3 separate regions of the Mus musculus genome follow, and all the other regions are linked to region 2. The links are chromatin loops, found by intact Hi-C in ENCODE. Cell type or tissue: left cerebral cortex. All regions are shown on one strand. Each heading gives the region's core, and the rest is flanking DNA. Links, peaks and the distances in the headings are about the cores only.

The links. Hi-C counts contacts between places; a loop is a spot of excess contacts. Peaks named below come from ENCODE experiments on the same cell type or tissue, not always from the same donor. Only the 100,000 strongest peaks of a DNase experiment are listed, where the experiment ranks them.
Region 1: a loop joins it to region 2, with 2.4 times the contacts of the local background. A loop is called at or near these places in 6 of 42 quality-filtered maps.
Region 3: it touches region 2 in a loop (2.2-fold over the local background); 2 of 42 quality-filtered maps call a loop at or near these places.

Annotation. Positions count from the first base shown.
Region 1 is chr7:58,766,862-58,773,199 of GRCm38, forward strand. The region is part of intron 2 of Atp10a (ATPase, class V, type 10A); the gene reads left to right. Among named protein-coding and RNA genes, the nearest start is that of Gm39019, 39 kb to the left of the region's middle. In left cerebral cortex, for the core only: a CTCF peak has its summit at 3,636 (motif pointing left); DNase peaks (open chromatin) are centred at 1,571, 3,621 and 5,691; H3K27ac peaks cover 918 bases.
Region 2 is chr7:58,838,794-58,845,131 of GRCm38, forward strand. No RefSeq gene overlaps it. Among named protein-coding and RNA genes, the nearest start is that of Gm39019, 110 kb to the left of the region's middle. In left cerebral cortex, for the core only: no CTCF peak of the experiment used is centred there; DNase peaks (open chromatin) are centred at 3,769, 4,264 and 5,462; H3K27ac peaks cover 2,777 bases.
Region 3 is chr7:58,389,610-58,395,947 of GRCm38, forward strand. No RefSeq gene overlaps it. Among named protein-coding and RNA genes, the nearest start is that of n-TEttc7, 6.5 kb to the right of the region's middle. In left cerebral cortex, for the core only: no CTCF peak of the experiment used is centred there; a DNase peak (open chromatin) is centred at 2,943.

The DNA.
Region 1 (6,338 bases), core at 738-5,737, 72 kb before region 2:
CTGGATGTGGTCTAGAATGTCATATCCCAGCTGCCATCTGTGTGGCCATTCTCCAAGTTGGATTCAGAATGCATTAGCTGCCTGTCTTTTTCTATCCCTCATCTTAATTTTCCTCAAAAATACCTGTGAGAGAAATGTACTATTGCTTTCTAATAAGTAAACCTGAGGCCTCCATTGCTTTCTACCTCTAGGTACCTGTCCCTCTGTCTCTGGGTCCTAGAAATCTTCCTTTCAATTCAGCTATTCTCTGGGATGCAGTTCTTTATGGCCTCATTTAAAAAAAAAAAAGAAACAAAAAGAAAAAGAAAACAAACAAACAAACAAACAAAACAACCTCACGGGTGTTTCCTAGGTCTGTCTCAGCAGGATAGCCTTTTCTCGCACCAGGCGATGGGCTCACTGGTCTCTAAGACACGTAGGTCACAGACCTCAGCCCGTCTTTGCTAATGTCATCCCTGCCACTGTTAGTGATGGAAGAGGCACAAAGTAGTTATTGGCTGTGAGACAGAACAGAGTAGAGCCTGGACTTGTGCCCTGGCTGTGCAGTTTAGCTCAGCAGCGCCACTGCAGAGTGCTTCCTGCGGCGGCACCGTGCTGGAATAAGTACAGACTCTTTCAAGCCAGCTATCTTAAAGAACAGCCCTCATTTCAGGACTGGGTGAAACAGCATTCATTACTTGCTATCTAAATGCACAATCAGTCTTTGATGCACTTAAACACATTTGATAAAAGGTAATGTGGGGTTCTGCTGACAACTGGCCCACTAAAGCAGCATGAAGTATTTGTGGCCAAGAGGGAAAGAAAGGCTTTGATTTTGAGAATTCAGGCTCAAGCACGGTACTCTGAGCCTTTTGATTTTTGCTACCATCTAAATGGAGCTTCTAGGGTTCTGGGCTGTGAACCAGCCAGGAGGCAAGAGAACAAAGGACTAAAAGGTGGGAAGGGAGAGGAGGGAACGGCTCCTACAAGCAGAACGGAATCAGGGAAAAGCTGGCTTTCTACTCTCAAAGAAATGTCCCTTTAATCTCTAATACTTGGGTTTATGACAAGAAAATTTGCAGTTAGAAGAGAAATGTGTAAAGACCCAGACTCTCGTCCTCAATACCTATCAGATATGTTGGGCTTCCTGGAGGCCCCCAATGGTATGGACATGTGTGAAGTTGTCCCTGAAGAAGGACCTGATGCTCTTCTTGGGGCATCTGCTTTGATACCCTGGAAATGATGATGCCAGGAAATGGTGAGACCCACATAGAACTGTGAGACCCACCAGAACATATACTATGTCACTTGTATGCATGAGCATAATAGAAGTACCTTAAATAGCACCATCACAGCAATTGTGGTATATTAAATTTAATTTAAATGGGAGGAATGTCATCTGAACACATACCTATTTAACAAACAGGCTTGAATTCCCTCCTACATGTCAGAGGAGCCATAATGGACTGGACCCATAACTTCCTTAACAAGTTGAAGATTTTGATTAGTCCAACCAATGCTGGCAAAGTTCACCCACTCATTGGTTCACCCACTCATTTAGTATAGTATTGGCCCAGTGGCCTCCTGGGAAATCTCGCAACACTGCCAGGCTTGTGTGCAGCACAGATTGCTTTCCAAGTGCAGAAGTAGAATGGGGTAATTACTTCATCAATTTGGGTTAAAATGCTTGCCTAAATTAGATCAGTATTTTTCACACACTGTCAAGAGATATAGAACGAGATTACAGGCTGTGGAGAAATCATCTTACATTTTTTTTGAGATGAAACATGCTTGGCCTTGTAAAAGAAAAGGCTTTGGTGTTTGGAACTATGGGGAATCTCTCGTAGCCTCTTAACAGTCGTACCTTCCCCAGTGCCAGGCAAAGCCTGTCTACTGTTGACAAACAGCAGTCAATACGCGTTCTACCTCTTTATCCCCAATGAGTCCACTGCAGAGGTTTGTGGTAATGCAGAAGAGTATGGAACATAAGCAGGCATTACCTCTTGACCATCCCTAAACATCAAGTTCTGTGGTGGCTCATGGGGTACAGAGTTCTTGTTCTCAAGGGACCTGTGGTCCAGTGAAGGAGCCATAGGTCTTCTCAGCCTTTCCCAGAGAAGCAGGAGGCTAATATGCATGTGCTCTCTTTCTCCCTCTCTCCCTCCTCCCTCCCCCCTCTCTCTCCCTTTCCCTCTCCCTCCCCCCCCTCTCTCTCTCCTCCTTTTCTCTGTCTCTGTCTTTGTGTGTGTTCGTGTTTGTGTGTGTATACCTGGGGTAGATGGAGGGCATTGTGCAAGTTCCAAACAGTGGCACTTGCCTGCTGTCTTTAGGATGCTATCAGAAGTTCCTGGGAAGACAGCAGCTTAGGTACCAGAGCAGCTATCCATTTTCGTAGAGAGAGAATGCGAGGAGAGCTATCCCAATCACTGGGGCAGGAATGAGGACAGGGAAGGTGGTCAGGATAGTTACCCTGACAGATTCTCACCACTGTCTTGAAATATGTTTTTGTTTCTAGGAAATAGCAGAAAAATACTTCTGTGCTCAGGCTAGCCTGGCCCAAGCCTATGGCAAGTGTTAAGACCTAATAATACAGGAAACCAGTCAGAGACATTGTTCCAGGCAGCGAACATTTAGGGGCTGATGTCCAGAGGTGGCATACAGACTGAAGGTAAAGGAAGGACCTGGAGTTTCTTTTGGCCTAGGATTGTTCTGACAAGTGATAGTGAGGATGTTTTCGGGATAGGGTCCTGATAGAACAGAATGAAGTGTTTTCCAAACGTGCTTATTGCAGAAGTAGGCAGTGGTTCTGGCCAGCTAGGAGGTGCTGCTGCACACAGCATCCCTTCTCACCAGGGCCAGTGTCATGAAACGACCTTGACAGGAGGTCTCCCTCTTAATTCTACCTCGTAGCTCGTCAAGATTCTTGTAGGCAGTGCTGTACCGGAGGCACAGAATGTGCACCTGTGCAGTCCTTACACTTCATCAGCTAAGCCTAAAGATTAGCCTATTTCACTTCTGTGAACTGGAAATGTCCTTTTGGTTGCCACTACTGCTGTAGTAAGATGCAGAAAATCTGCTTTGCATTCACTGAATAATTATGAGTAATTTAATTAATGCAAGTGTGAAATGCCAGTTTACTGTTGGGAATTGGTTCCAAGGTTCCCCACCTCCATCCTGAGGATATAAAAATCTGCAGGTGCTCATGTCCTTTGTCAGGAATAGCACACATGTCCATAGTACGTGTTTTGATCCTCCTGAATACTTTAAATCATCAGCTTTAAAGAAGTGGATGGAGCATTAGGAAGATACCCTGCTTTGGAGGCTTCGGGTGTCTCTGAAAGAAAGGAGTAGCACTTACTTTGATGACTTTGCTTCATAGAATGATGCAGTTTCTAGCAGAATTGCAAGTTCAAGGAAAGGGGAAGAGGACTCTCAGCTGCATCGCCATGCCACTTCTTTCTTTCCAGCTAGTAAGGTCCACCTATGTTATTTCATGTACTGAACATTCAGAGCCATCAGAAGAACAGCCACTTGGAGCATTACACAGCCAGGGAGCTATGTAGCAACTGCTATCCAGTGGCGGAACCTTCCCTATAGTCAGTTGCAGTGAATCCCAGACTATTGCCCTCTTGTGGCCAAATTGCTGAAGGCTGCAGCTTCAGCTCAAGGCTGGTCTGTGCATGTGAGCATCACCCTTGTAGGAATTACTGCTTCTGTAACACTGAGCAGCCATCACGATCATCCTCCTTCTTTTAGAGAAATTTTAGAATCTACTGCACAGTTACTGGTGTATTAGATATAGTATGGTCTCATTTTAAGGCAACATCAAGTGTCTATCTCTGGTGAAACTGGGTGTCTCCGATGACAAGGCAGCTCTAGTTATTGCAGGGCCTCTTTGACCTTGGTCAAACCCTTAAGAATGCTAACTTCTCAGTGGTGTAGAAACTGAGGTGGGTGGAGAGATGGCTCAGGAATTTAGATCATGTCCTGCTCTTGTGGAAGACCCCTGTTCAGTATCCAGCACCCATCATCCACATTCAGGCTCTGACTCTAGCTTTAGGGGGATCTGAAACCCTTTTCTGTCATGAGAGAGCACTTGCACTCATGAGTACATATCCACACAGAGACATAACTAAAAATAATACATTCTTAAAAAAAAACAAAAAACAAAAAAACTCTCCCAGCAGAGCTCTGAAGGAGCACTGCCCAAGCTCAACCCCTGATATTTTTGTGTTATCAAATATTTGTTACTAGGTTGACCATGCTGACCCTGATGTAAGCAATGAGACTTTCAAAATTCATTTGTATTGGCTGTGGGTGTGGCTCATGATAATGCATGTTCCTTGTGTAATCAAGACATTGGGCCCAGTCCCTAGAAAAAAGTTGAAAGTTAACAAAACTAATTAAAAAATAAAAACAGAAGAGGTAGATACAGACAAAATTGCCCACATACTCAGTTGTCTATTGTGTCACACATGCTAAATAGGGACCTAGGATCCTACAGAGGCTGAACAGGTACCTAGGGTCTCACAAATGCTGGAGAGAGATCTAGGATTTCTTATAGGCTCGACAGGTACCTGGGGTTTCTCATAGTCTGGACAGATGTGGTAAGGTCTCACGGAAGCTGGGGAGATATGCTAGGGTCTCATTGAGGCTGTAGAGATGTGCTAGGGTCTCATATAGGCTAGACAGGCACCTAGGATCTCATATTTTGGACAAATGTGCTAGGATCTCACATAGGCTGCACAGATGTGCCAGGGTCTCATACAGGCTGTACACAGGGTCTCACATATGCTAGACAGATGCCTAGGGTCTCATATAGGCTGGACAGCTATGCTGGGATTTTACAGAGACTGGACAGGTGCTCTTCCACTGAGTTCCATCTCCAGGGTGAGAGACATTTTAAATGAGAAACTGAAGTGGCCTTAGTATGGTTTGTTGGGGCTGCCACAGACTTCAGGGTGAACCAACAGACACGTTCATGGTTCTAAAAACGGAAAGTCTGAGTCGAAAGGATCAACAGTTTAATTGATGTCTCCTGAGACTTCTCCCATGGGTATCTTTCCCCTATAGACTCATCTTTGCCCTACCTACCCTCACTCCATGTGCCTGTGTCATATCTGCTTTTGATTATAAGGGCACCAGTGCTATTGGATTGGGCCTAGCCTCATGACCTCATTTAGTTTAATTAATTGTCTATAGGGCCTGTCTCCAAACACAAGCACATTCTGTATTCCTGAAGGTTATCACCTCAACCCGTGCATTCTGTGCACGAGAGGAGTGCAGTTCAGCTCCTAATAGACTGAAGATTCCTCCAGTTTTAAAGTCCTCCCCAGTTCCAGATGAAACAAGATTCTGGGCCCTGGGCATGTGTGCTTCCCAAGACACATGGTTGGGACAGAGCATTACAAATGCAGTAATGAAGCCCTGGGGACAGAATGTCCTACTGTTTTCAAGCTGTGCATATTGCTTTTTTTTTCCTTAGTGAGAATGAATAATAAACAGAAATGGAATATTTTAAGTCATACCTTCTTTGTATGCCAAAATTCATCCTGGCATTCTTCAGAGGCTACTCCCTTCATGGCCCTCTTGTATGCTGTATCTGCCAGTGTCTGCTATGGGAAAAAAGCAGTCCTCTAGTGTCACCATAATTCATAAAGCTTTAAATAAACACTAGAAGCTGAAGTAGAGCCTGACTCTGCAAATGGAATGCAAGGCTATTTCAGTAAAGGAGAGAGACTTGTGATGACTAAGAGACTTTAAGAAAAGCCCTTGTAAGCTGGGTGGTGGTGGCGCACGCCTTTAATCCCAGCACTTGGGAGGCAGAGGCAGGCGGATTTCTGAGTTCGAGGCCAGCCTGATCTACAGAGTGAGTTCTAGGACAGCCAGGGCTACACAGAAAAACCCTGTCTCAAACAACAACAACAACAAAACAAACAAAAAAAAAAAAAGAAGAAGAAGAAAGAAAGAAAAGAAAAGCCTTTGTAAATGGCATTCCATGACCCAAAGGCGGAGCTCAGTGGTAGACCACCTTTGTAATACCAGAGGTTCAAATCCTAGTACTTCACAATAAATGAAAACTTAAATATTTCAAAATTAGCTATTGTACTGGGGCTAGTATTGCCAGATAATTCCTCCTTAAGGTACACGGGGCACAATAGGAAACATTAAAATGTGACTTTTGAGTAATTTCCTCTATGGCTATATTGTGTTCAGGGAGATACATTGTGATACATTGTTGTGATGGAATACAATTTACCTGGATTGATGTCAGCACTAAATGTATCCTTTTTGTGATGTTTCAGCCTGGTTTTCCAGTGATGCATATGAGCAAAGACAGCTCAATGGGTTTTTTTTTT
Region 2 (6,338 bases), core at 838-5,837:
TACAGAGGTAGGGGTACTTTGGGGAATGTGGGGTCTGGTAGGAGGTCCTTAAATCACTGGAACATGCCCTAGAAGGGGACTGTAGGAGCTCAGGTCCTACTTTTGCTTCTTGGTTCATTAAGTGAGCTCTACCATGTGTTTCCTTCTTAGGTATTCAGCACCCCCACCAGGCAACCAAGCAATGGGTCCTCTGATATTGGAATAAAAAGGAAGTGGAAGGGGCAGTTAGCTGTGACGCGCACTTTCACAAGCAGGTGCACTTTTCTACCATTACCACTGTAGACAGTTTCTGCCATTACCAGCGTAGATAGACATCAGGTTGCAGGCTCCCTAGCATACCATTAGAGGGTTCCAGACTAAGGTCACCTTACTGATCCTTTCATTCTCAGGCGTCTCATATTTTTTTTTAACATCTATAGACATCCTTTGTGAGTTTTTAACATTATGCCTGTCAGCCAGTCTAACAAATCCCCTTTTATAAATATATGTATTCTATGTAGTCTGTAATTTCATATTGAACTGTGTAGTATCACAACTACATTTTTCTAAGTTAAAATAAGGCTCTAGCAGTCACCATGTGGTAAAATATTTGGACTGATACTTAAGGAGAAAATTGTAGATGTACAATAAAATTAAAATTAATTACAGTACAAAGAAGTATAGCTTCTTTAAAAAGAAAATGTACACGGAAAATCTAACAATTGTTTGACGTATATAGGTCTCTATAAAAGACTGACTAAAAAGGTAGCAGTCAAGGAACAAGGGATGGGTAGGCAGAAAAGAAGTAACAGGCCAATCATGGTGGGGTTTGACTGTAATACCAGAGCTTAGGAATCTGAGACAGGAGGTATATGATTTTAAGGACATTCTGAGCCTCATGAGACTGTATTTTGAAAAGAAAAGAAAAGGAAAGAAAAGAAAAGAAAAAGAGAAGAAAAGAAAAAAAGAAAAGAGAAGAAAAGTAAAGAGAAGAGAAGAGAAGAGAAGAGAAGAGGAGAAGAGAAAAGAGAATGAAAGGAAGGGGAAGGGAAGGAATAACAAAACACTTTCTTAAAGCAATTACATGAACAATTTGAAATTAAGTGAATGAAAAGGTTTAATAAAAAGGATTTCAAAAATGAATTTATGAAAAACAAATGCACAGGTCAGTGAAGAATAAAGACGCAAGTAAGTAGAATGTTGGAAAATCATCTGTGTAGGAAAAGTGATACTAGTATTGAACAAAGTAGAGTTGAGAACATAAAGTTAGTTTACACTGTAAAGGGCTCAGTCTCTTAGGGGTGTCTAATAGTCCTGAATGACATATCCCTAATTACAGAGCTCCAAAATATATTAAACTAAATTTATGGAGGAAAGAAACATAATCACAAATAAAGCCAGATCCTTTTCAGAAATTCACAAAAAAAGGTGGTGAGTAGGGAAGGTAAATGCAGGATTGGGAGGACGAACAACTTGCTTCTGTACTCAACACTGGAATATAGGACCAACTGTAAGCATGTGTGGCGTACAGTGGACATTACTACAATAGAGAGTTGCTAGCCTTTGGAAACAAAATTAGGTGGTCCAAGGCCAGGCCAGGGGAGGTAGAGTGGGAAGTGTGCAGAGAGGAGCAGGGTGAAAACCTCCAAAAAAAGAGCAATCCCAGAGATCTGGGGACTCTGGCTCTCACTGGCTGGGAGGTGACCTGGCCTGCACCCATGACTCCATGAAGGAACCCACGGGTTTATTGGGCCTACAGTGTAAGTAGCCTTTTATACGGTGTACCTGCCTCTACCCAGTTTCACCTTTGTCCTGCTTTTCTTATCTCTACTAAATAAGCACTCTTATCCAGACCCATTTCCTGACAGGTATATAAACTTTACTTCAACATGCAACCTGCTACTGCAGCAAAGCCACACTGAGGGCAAGCATCTCACAATTAAGGGCCTGTACATTTGTAGATCAGGACTTTGTTCTTGCTGGCCTTTGACCCTTCAAGGATACTGTAACGAAAATAATCTCGGCCTTTAGCCTTCTTCTAAGTCCCCATTTGATCTTTTTCAGAATGGAGATCTCTGTTGCGGTCCCTCTGCCCTGCACAATATTGACCTTTCTGGTACATGGACAATAATTACACACATTTAGATCATTCCAGCGGCTCTGCTTGCCACAGTTCCTTTACCATGTCAGCTTAGCTAGTTCTCGTATGTCAGCCTGATGCTTTCCACTAAATAAATCCCTTCTTGTGCTTGCACTTTAAGGCATGAAAACTCTTTTGAGCAATTTAAACTTGGTTTATACCTGACTCAAGGTCAGTGTTTGAGAAAATGAAAGTGACAAGTGTTTTCAGCACAATTATACTGCTGTAGCTTTTCTCTGGCCTCCATTAACAGAAGCATAACTCCAAGTCTTCACTGGAAAGTTGGTGGCATGGCTCAGACACCAGATGGAATGGATAAAACCCTCCTTTCAGAGCCCAGTCCCTACTAGTACACAGTGTACCTCCAGCTTTGCCAAAGAAAACAGAATATTACCTGAGTGGTGTGTTCATGGCAACCCATAGAGGATCCTGTGAGTTTAGTAACTATTTCCAGCCACGGCAAATTTTTGGCTACTCTTAGATTTGCATTGTAACTAGGATTTTCAGTTAATTTGGTTCTTGGTTAAAGCAGCATACAATCTTCCAAGTGTTCATCAAATTAAAGTGCCTTCTGGTCCTTATCTTTCTTTACTCTTTGTGGATTAGGAAAAGGAAGCAGACCTGCTCACTAGTACATCCTTAATATCTCTACCAACTTTTAGCAAGGCTGCGTTCTCAAACATCCTCCAGAAATCCATGTTTTGGTTTTTTTTTTTTAACCACAGGAATTTCTAGGACTGAGCACATCTATTCCTTTAAAATAGGACTACAGATTTTTAAAAGACCTGACCAGGAACACCATAAATAAAATAAAGGAGGGGATGTTGGCTACTTGTCTAATTTGAAGAACTCAGCTCTTTATTATAAACATATCATATGAAAAACACCTGAGGCCTCCTGACAAAATCATCTGTGCTCTTTCTCTTACTGGGTCAAAATGTAAACACAAGCTTGAGGTCTGGATGAATAATTAGTATTCCTATCTTCTGGGTTGTAGGTGGCCATAGTGGCTACTACTATGGAAGATTTGTCATTCTTGCCCCCAACTTAGAATATAAGGCCCTGGAGCACAGGACAGGTTTGACTTGTTATCCAGAAACCCAGAGGAAACATAATGTGAGCCTTCTCTTCCCCAGCACATCTAGCATATCATGATACTAGATGCCTCATGGCCAGGCACACTACGTTGACAGCTTTGACAGAGTGTCTCAGGCCAGAGAATGGTTATCAATACTCATCACTACCCTCTTTTCATAAGCCTAAGGGGAATGATTGTCCAGGAAACAGGCAACTTCTTCTTTTTCCTGCAAAATCTTGAAGCAAAAGATAATGAAAATGGTCAGGCCCATCTCCATCAGCAACTTCCTGTATAGATAACTTTAGGACTGCTAAATCTCATGAAGTAGAAAGGCATCCTAGCCTGGTGCCTGAAAAAGAGTAAAGAATCCCAGTGAAAAATGTACTTCACACCAAAGAGAAGCACTAATATCCACATATTATTCAAACACAAAGAAAGGACATCTTAGTGTTTTACTACTTGTGAGATTGCTGACTATGGCAGCCTTATCAAAGCCTGCTGGGAATGTTATATAAACTCTTCACTGGAAATAGTCACAGAAAGCATAGCAAGCACTTCAAAACAGGATTGCGGCCTCACATCTCTGTCCACTGTGGAGTCATGATCACCTTTACTTAGGAGGCTGAAGGTATCGTCCAGCTGCTGAGCCCAATTCCTTGTTCTGAGTTCTCATTGCACAAACTAAGATGTGAGGAGTTACCAGAGCTGTTCAGAGGTAAGGAGAATGTGGGGTGCACAATGAAGACCCTTCTGCTAGAAGTGCTTTGTCTTTCTGGTTGTCATTAACTATACCTCAATGGCTGTTTCACAAGAGAGGGAGCTGTACCGTGCCGATACTCAGGAAGCCCTACCTATCTTGGCTCTTATTTATACTTTTTCACAGAGAAGTTTCTGGCACAGAGCTACCTCTCCCCCAACACTCCCCAGTGCCTGTAGAAAAGCTGCATGTGCTGGGAAATCAGCCTGCAGGTCTTCCCCCTTCTCATTCCATGGCTAACTGACACAAAGCATGTTTCCCTGGCAGATGGTCTGAGAATTTATCTCCCTATAAAATTAGCTCCGCAACAAATGTGTCTGCCCTGACTCGGAAGCTCAAAATAACCCATTAGAGCCCAGGTGGTCATAAATCTCTGTCCTGTGTTATGGCTCACAAGAGTGGGAAACACATCAGACTTGAACTTCATAGAGGAAAGTCCTGCTATTTTTAGCCCCTGCCTTCTCTCAGAGAAAACAACATTCTTCCAGCTTTCAGGCTCTAGAAGAGCTGCCTTTAACCCTTCAACTAGCCTCCCTAGAAATGCTCCCAGGCCTGACCTTGCACCCTTGAGTGCATGCTTTATGTCCTCCATAGCAGTTACCTCCTCATGGCACCTGCTTGTTCATTTTTCAGGTGTTTATTGTCTTCCTGTTATCCCTGAGTGAGTAAGGATCCTTCTGAGAACACCAGAGAGAGGAAACTGTATTCTTCATGGTTAATTAAGGGTGTTTTTTTTTTATGATTGTCAAAACTTGTTTTCATCTGTGTATTAAATAGTGCCATTGCACAACAGGAAACATACATATTTCATGGGACCTATTTATTTATAAACAAACAAACAAATAAGTGCACAGCGTCTACCAGCTTATTAGTGGACTGGATTTTCTAAGCATACATTATTACATTATGCCTTTTAAAGTAGCTTTATAAAAGAAGGTTTCTTATGCTATATAACCTTTAACTTTTTTGAATCTGTAAGATTATCAAAATCCCCTCCTCTGGGTTTTTTTCTGGAATCATGCCCTGGAAGCAAGCCATCATAATTTATTGCTTAAGATGACATACATTGCTTTGTTGCTTTCAAAGAAATCTATGATTATAATATAATATTCTTCTGTATTGAAAAGGGGGCTGGATTTTTGGCTACATCTAAAGGTACAGCTGTCTTCTCCTACTCCAGGGGCATCTTGTATTTTCCAGCACTCTCTGCACACAAGGCAGAATATCTTTGGGAGCCTGCCCCAGAAATCCTTCCCCTGATAAACGTCCCCAAGGGCTATCTTGTGATCCTCACAAACATAGTACAGATTTTGTGGATGGGCGTTGGAGTTAAGAAAACACCCAAGCATTTGCTGTTGTCTAGTGCACAGATTAGAATAAGCCAAAGCTGCTGAGCTGCTTTGATTTTTTTTCGTTGCTATGCTCAGAGCCCCTGGAACACCACTCCCAACGGTGGATGAAAAATCGTGCCTCTGCCAGCCATGAAGTGTGAGGCTCTGAGCTATTTTTGGCTTCATTTTCTCAGAGGGCTGGTCACGTGGGGCTGCTGTCTGCAGCTTTCCTGCTGGTATGCGGCAGAAGCTGTATTGATTCATTCCTCCCTCCTCCAGTGCTTCCCCTTTTCTCTTTTCTCCCTCTCCTCGGGCGGGCTAGGAACTCACCAGAGAAGAAGGTCCCAGTCAGAGGCTCCAGAGAGATCTCTTTGAATAAGAATACCATTTCTTACTCCCCAGGTTTTCTTGAATATACATACATATGCATATAGCTAACATTTATTTTAATTACCATTTAATTTTTTTTTCATTCGTAGCTCACTCAGCATTGCAGGGTGTAAAAATGTAAATGCTGAGCCCCAGAAATGAAGTACATGTAGACCTTAGAGAGTTTTTCTCAACCCCCTACAAATTATGGTTTACATAAGGAGGAAATAAGGGCGGGGGAGTCAGTATTAAGTACTGGAGGGGATGGGAGAGAGATACAGAGGGTCAGGAAATAGAATAAAAATATGTAGCAGTGGGAGATGAGGGAAACAAGAGGCTCCCAGGACCCAACAGGATGACTTTAGCGGAAATGCACAGAGACGGGGTAGATAGAACCTGTAGAGACCAACTCCCTTGTGTGAGTAGCCAATTTTTATAGAATAATTTCTAGAAAAATTTCTAGGATAATTCTAATTTGCCTCTGTATCTATTTTCCTATCAACTTAGAAGGAACAAATTGAGTTTTTGTTTGGGTTTTTTGTTTTTTGTTTCTGTTTTTGTTTGTCTTTTCCAAATGTCCTTTCTGACATCTCTTCAAGGCTGCTCAGTCTCTATCCTTGTCCTCATTTCCATACCACTTCACCCTGCACCCACTACAGCTTCTAAGGTAGCTCTCAGCTCTGC
Region 3 (6,338 bases), core at 738-5,737, 450 kb before region 2:
AGAAAAAGAAGAGGACAACCAAGCACATGAGAAGGGGTTCAGCATCATCTGTCTTTTGAAAAATGCTAATTAAAACAACAACAAATAGCACTTCTCATCGATTAGAGCTAAAATCCATGATACTGACTTAATCAATGGTTGTTAAGGATACTGAATAAGAACTCACACCCCTTGCCGGTGGGATGCAAAATGGAGGAGTCACTTAAGACTCCCAAGCAGTTCGCATGAGGCTGCATGCTTTAATATTGATTTAGGGCCTGCTTGCTTTATCTATATAATGTTAGAATCCAGAGAGCCCTGTCCCTCACATAAACAATGGCAGGCACCCTGTTGAGGACTGTAGCTTGGAATCTCTAGCCAACAGAGTTTCTGGTTGCTAGGATTAACATTCTGTTCCCAACTCAGACCTAGGGAAGTTAGTTAAAGCACAAGGTTGTGTATGATGCAATGATAAGGAATGTGTTAAACTGATATGTAGTGATTTAGATCAGAGAACTTTAATTTGGGTGAATTAAAAAAAATACATAGGATATCCAAGATTTTGGGATGAAAGTGCACCATGATAAAAGAAAGCCAATCCTACATGTCACATCACTGCAGAGAGCTAGAACCACTGCCCTGAATCATTGTAGAAATGAATGGAAGAGGTAAGGCTCATGGCATAAACATCTGGAAGAGGTTCAGTATTCTGCATGGTGATATTATAAATGTTGTACTTGTAATATTATATTCCAGTGGATTAGGTGCTAGCTAAATAAGAAGTTACTGCATTCATGAACATTGTTATTAAGGAGTTGTTAAGGAGGGTGGTGTGCCAACATTTTTCTTTTTAGTTTTATTTCATTTTATGTGCATGAATATTTTACCTGAATGCATGTCTGTGCAACATATATATTGTTTGCTGCCCTTGGAGGCCAGAAAAGGTCATAGCATCCTTGGGAACTATAGTTATAGACAATTGTTAGTTACAATTGTGGGTGTTTGGATTTAAACCAAGGCACTCTAGAAGATGAAAGGACAGTGTAAGAAATGGGATGAGGCTAAAATGAGCCACAGATGATAGATTCAATTTGGAGAGTCGGTGTTAAGTCATACTTAGCTCCATATAGGTTGATAGCATAAAATAGTGATAGCTTTGTGGGAACATACTAGTGTTGTGAATATTTGAGCTTCCTTGCTTTTTCAGGAAAAAGAGTCTAGAGGCATAGAGCACATATAGCACCCAGGTCTTAGTTTTGGGTTCTATTCTCCATTATATGGGACTAGAGTTCCTTGGAGAAAGGTTGCTTCAGAGACTGATATGGGAAGTATATAAGATAAGACTAGTGTGTCATATTGTGGAAAATCAAGGAAGTACACAAATATATGTAATAAATAATTAAATAGTACACAATGATATTTCTTGTAAGAAGAAAAATATCCTCATTGAAGCCACCAATTCAAGTCAGTTCTAATACCATTGACCAAGAGGTAACATTGGCTCCCAAAATCTACCCTCCTCATGAAGGTACCAGCTGATAGCCTATGCTGTTTTCACCTGTGTACTTGACCCACCTCACCAGCTTTAAACTAGAATTAGTATAGCTCCCTTCTTGGGTTCAATTAATATGCTAGACAGGCTCAGAGAATTCCATTTATTATAAAGGATGCTGCAGAGGGTGCATAGAAAGAGATAATAGAAAAGTGGTAAACCCTTTACTTTGGGGTTTTTATTGGTGGTGTGAGGGGGGATGGAGGGTGATGCTGTTTTGGTTTTCTTTTTCTTTTTCTCTACAGTGATGGGGATAAAATCAGGGGCCTTGTGCATACTGCACATTCTACCACTGAGCTGCATGGTCATATCTAGTGGATTCTTGTGGAGACTTGACTACATATGCATGGTTGAAGGAATCGCCAGCTTTGGGCGATAATATTTAACCTCCAGCCTCTCTCCTCTGAAATTAGTGAGTCTTAATTTCACAATATCAAACCTTAAGAAAGAATCAGGAGGAAAAAGAGGGAAAACCAAAGGCAAAGGAAGATAAATTGGGGTGAGATAAGCCATTGTGTGCAACTGAATAATAATTCACACATGAAACTTTAAACTTTGAGTAAGTCACAAAAATAGTATGTGTGTCTGTGAATCTTATGGTGTGCTTGGAGTCCAGAAGAGGGCATGGCATTCTTGGGAAGTACAGTTATTTGCTGTCGTGTGCGTACTAGGATTTGAACCTAAGCCTTCTGGAAGAGCAGCCAGTGTTTTAACCTCTGAACTATCTCTCCAGACTCAAAGTTTTTCTTTAAGAGTGAATATTCTTGTCTTTCTTTTCTTTTCCTTTCCTTTCTTTTCTTTTTCTTTCTTTCTTTCTTTCTTTCTTTTTTTTTTTTTTTTTTTTTTTGGTGTTGTTTTTTGAGACAGGGTTTCTCTGTGTAGCCCTGACTGTCCTGGAACTCACTCTGTAGACCAAGCTGACCTCCAACTCAGAAATCTGGCTGCCTCTGTCTCCCCAGTGCTGGGATTAAAGGCGTGCATCACCACTACCTGGTGAATATTCTCTTATTGTCTCTCGGTAGTAATTTCTATTATCATAATGCCTATGGACTTTGTACATGGGAGAAGATAATATGAAAACTTTTATTCTTCTTTTCTTAAGACATGTTTGTATACAATATAGCTGTATTAAAGCTCTTAGAGTGTACTGAGAAGAAATGAATCGCTTTTGGCAAGTTACAGTATCAAGTTTCTCATAAGGGAGAAGAAAGATGAGAAATAGCCTTCAGAAAGGCACCGAGAGTCAGTGAAGATGTGTCTGCGTGCTGGAGTACTTATCTTCCCCACACCCTTGGAGTGATCCCCAGCACCATAATTAAAAATAAAAATGTATCTTTCTTCTGAAAGAAAGAGGAAAGTCATTTATATGGCTTCAGCAAAGAGCTTCTGAAAGCCTGTTTTGACAGAATGGGGGTTCTGAGAGCATCAAGACATAAGATCAAAACGCCCACAAGACTAAGATGAGAGGAGAAATGCCTCCCTTGTGAAACTCAGCCAGCTCTCTTTTAAGCAAATCTCTTGTAAAGTTTTTTTTTTCAATTCAGTGTCTAGATTTGCACAATGTAAATCCAGAGCAGAGACTCATTGGACAATATATTATTTACAGTCATGTCTGGAATAAAAGGCTTACAGTTGTCAGCAAAGACATAGTGAGTCTTCAGAAATATTTGTTTTTTAAACATGTTTCATAGTGGGTCATCTTCCACAGTTTTCATCAGCTTAGCTGTTTCAGAAGGACCTGTGTGGGAGCCACTTTTTCCTATCAGCCAAGGCTTTCTTCCTATTCTGAAGTGCTTCTCAGATGAATACTTTGTGTATGCCAACGGTTTCTTGAGGTTGGCACTGTGGTTTGAGTCATCTTAGTGAAACTATGACAAAAAGATGCGCCCAGAGTGAGAGTTAGAGTTGGGCAGACAAAACATGAACCAGAATCTGAGTATGGGGCAGGTACAATTATACCAAGAATACTGTGTGTCTGCAGTAGTGGTTCCTGTGTGCTCTTAATCTTAGGAAGTTGGTAAAGTTAAGCTTTTGTAATTAGAAGCTTTCTAACAAAGTTCCAAAAAGCACAAACTTCAGGCATACAAAAAAAAAAAGGCTAAAGATTTGAGATGATCCTAGGCTAACCTACTCCTCAGGATCCTACTTAGGAAAAATTTTACTCTCTCAGTACTTGTAAGTGTACAGATGAAGCATCTCCATCGTGGGTCCAAGATACACATGCTGGAAAAAGGGTATTAGACTACCACATGTTACATGCTAGAATGCAATGCTGAGACAGAAAAAATACAACTAAGGATGAGTAAGTAAAAATTACTAGTCAGTTAAATGCCTTAGAGGGTAAAGGTGCTTGGTGGCAAGGCACATGACCTGAGTTTGGTCCCCTGGACTCTTCTGATGGAATGATAGTACCAACTTCAGAGGCTTGTCTTCTGACTTCCTCATAGGTGCAATGGTACTAGCATGCTTCCCAGTCTCCTTCCCAACAATAAATCAATAAACAAACAAAAAGCCCAAGTAAGCAAATAAATAAGTATAATTTAAATTTTTCCTACATCCTAACACACAAGAAAACAAAATAAACCCAATACTAAAAGCTTCCTATGAAATATTGGAGACCTGCTTAGGTAAGAGCAGTGCAGCACTGAGGCTGCCTCGGCTGTGTTATGCCACTGTGATTTAATGAAGGACCAGCAGGTCACACTTGCTTTAACAAAGGTTGATGACTAGGTACAGTGAAGGGAGTGTATACAATATAGAAACGGGGGTGGGGGGTGTTAGCTAGCAGGGCTAGAAATGAGCTACATGATTCAGCTTCTGATTGGGTAAGTTAAGGAAAAACCTAAAGAAGCAGAAGACTGCTGTCTTCTGATACCACTTGAGAGTGGAGGACATTCTACAATGGAGGGTTTCAAATAATTTAGTTTATAGGAAAATCAAACAAACTAGAGACCCACGTGATGTAAACTGACAAGGATTTGTAGTTGCTAATCTTAGCCAAGGAAAGGACACGTGGTGTTTTGTGAGTGACAAATGGACTTGTTTTGGTCTGTGCTTATACAAATGTAAGTCATATCTCATGGCATCCATTTAGTGTTTCTTTACGGATACATATTTAGGACTAACCACATGAGATTAGATAAGCCACCAGGAAGCTCTTCACTGCAGAAGACTGATTCTCCTTCAAGAATGGAAGGTTTTAAGCAAAAGGTCATGCTAGGAGACTCCCTAGAGAATCAGACTGAAAAGGAAAAAGGCTGAGGACACAGACCACATTTAGAATGCCAGAAGTTACTATCCAGTATGTGATTAACAACTACTAAAGGTGCTGAACATGGACTAACAAAATCATTAGACGGAAGACCTGAGACAAGTCAGGCAGCTTTACAACAACTTGGGAATACCCTAAGGAGGGCATGTACCAAACAAGGGCCATGGAACTGAGAGAGCTGCTGGAACAAGAGCTTAGAGCTCTTGCCCTACAGCCCCAGGTTGAATCCCACAAGTGACTTTCAGCTTCTGGGAACCTCATTTCTTCTGACCCTTTCCAAGTCCCAAGGCCATGTTCTAATAGTTCTGTGATTTTATAAAAAAGTATAAACAGTATGGTACTGACACAAAAACAGATAGATAGTTTAATGAGATAGAACCAAGGGCTCTGATATAAGATCCGATACCTACAGTCACCTGTTTTTAGACAAAGATGTTGAAAATACACAATGGAGAAAAAGAAAGGATCTTTTAAAAATGGTGCCAGTAAAACTGGATATATACAAGTAGAAAAATTAATCATGATTCTTCTCTCTAATGCTGTACATAAATAAATAGCAAATGGATTAGAGATATCAGTGTTATACCTGAAACCCTAACAGTTCTACAAGAAAGAATAAAGAGTACAAGTCAAAACACAGCTTCAGGAAATGACTTTCTCAATAGGACTCTAGTTTCCCAGGAAAAAAGAACCATCAATCAATAAGTGGGATCTCATGAAACTAAAAGTTTTTTGTCCTGCAAAATATATGGGTATATTTAGACTCAACAGGTTTTTTCTTTTTTGTTTTTGTTTTTGTTTTGTTTTGTTTTGTTTTGTTTTGTTTTAAAGAAGAACGTTGGAGGGTATGAAGTTGGGGGTGGATCTGGGAGGAGTTACAGAGAGATATGGAGGATGAATATGATCAAAATATATGGTATGACCAGAGAATTAATAATAATACATATTCTCACTTTCTAGCAGCATGAGGGGTAGGGGATCTTCATCATACTTACTGCCACACCTTGCTTCAAAAGTAAGAGAGCCAAATGGCCATGGGCTGAAACCTCTGGACCTGTGAGATAAAATTAACTCCTCGTCTTTTTACATTGATTTATCTCAGGCATTTATTACAGTAACAGAATGCTGGCATGCAACACAGTAATCTTACATCACTGGAAAGAAACTCCACCCATCAAAAAATTTCATACATGTGCTGAATACTGTGCTGTGTTCTTGCATGGACAAGGTAGGAAATCAGTTATGGCTTTTACCTTGAGGGTGACTGTGCTGTGTTTTAGGGGTTTAATGTTTTCATGGTGGAAATGGTGAGAAATATAAGCCTCGGGAGTCATCAAATAAGTACCAATGAAAAGATCAGGTCACTGGATTCCAGTGAATGTCAAAGAGAAAGCAAGAAGCACAAATAGACAGAACGCAGGATCTGCCCTGCCACTCTCCCAAGTGTTGGCTGTGTACACATAAACAAGTCAGTCTAGCTTTCTGGGGCAAGAACCTTCACAAAGTACAGGGCCCAACTCATGAACAACAGCACAA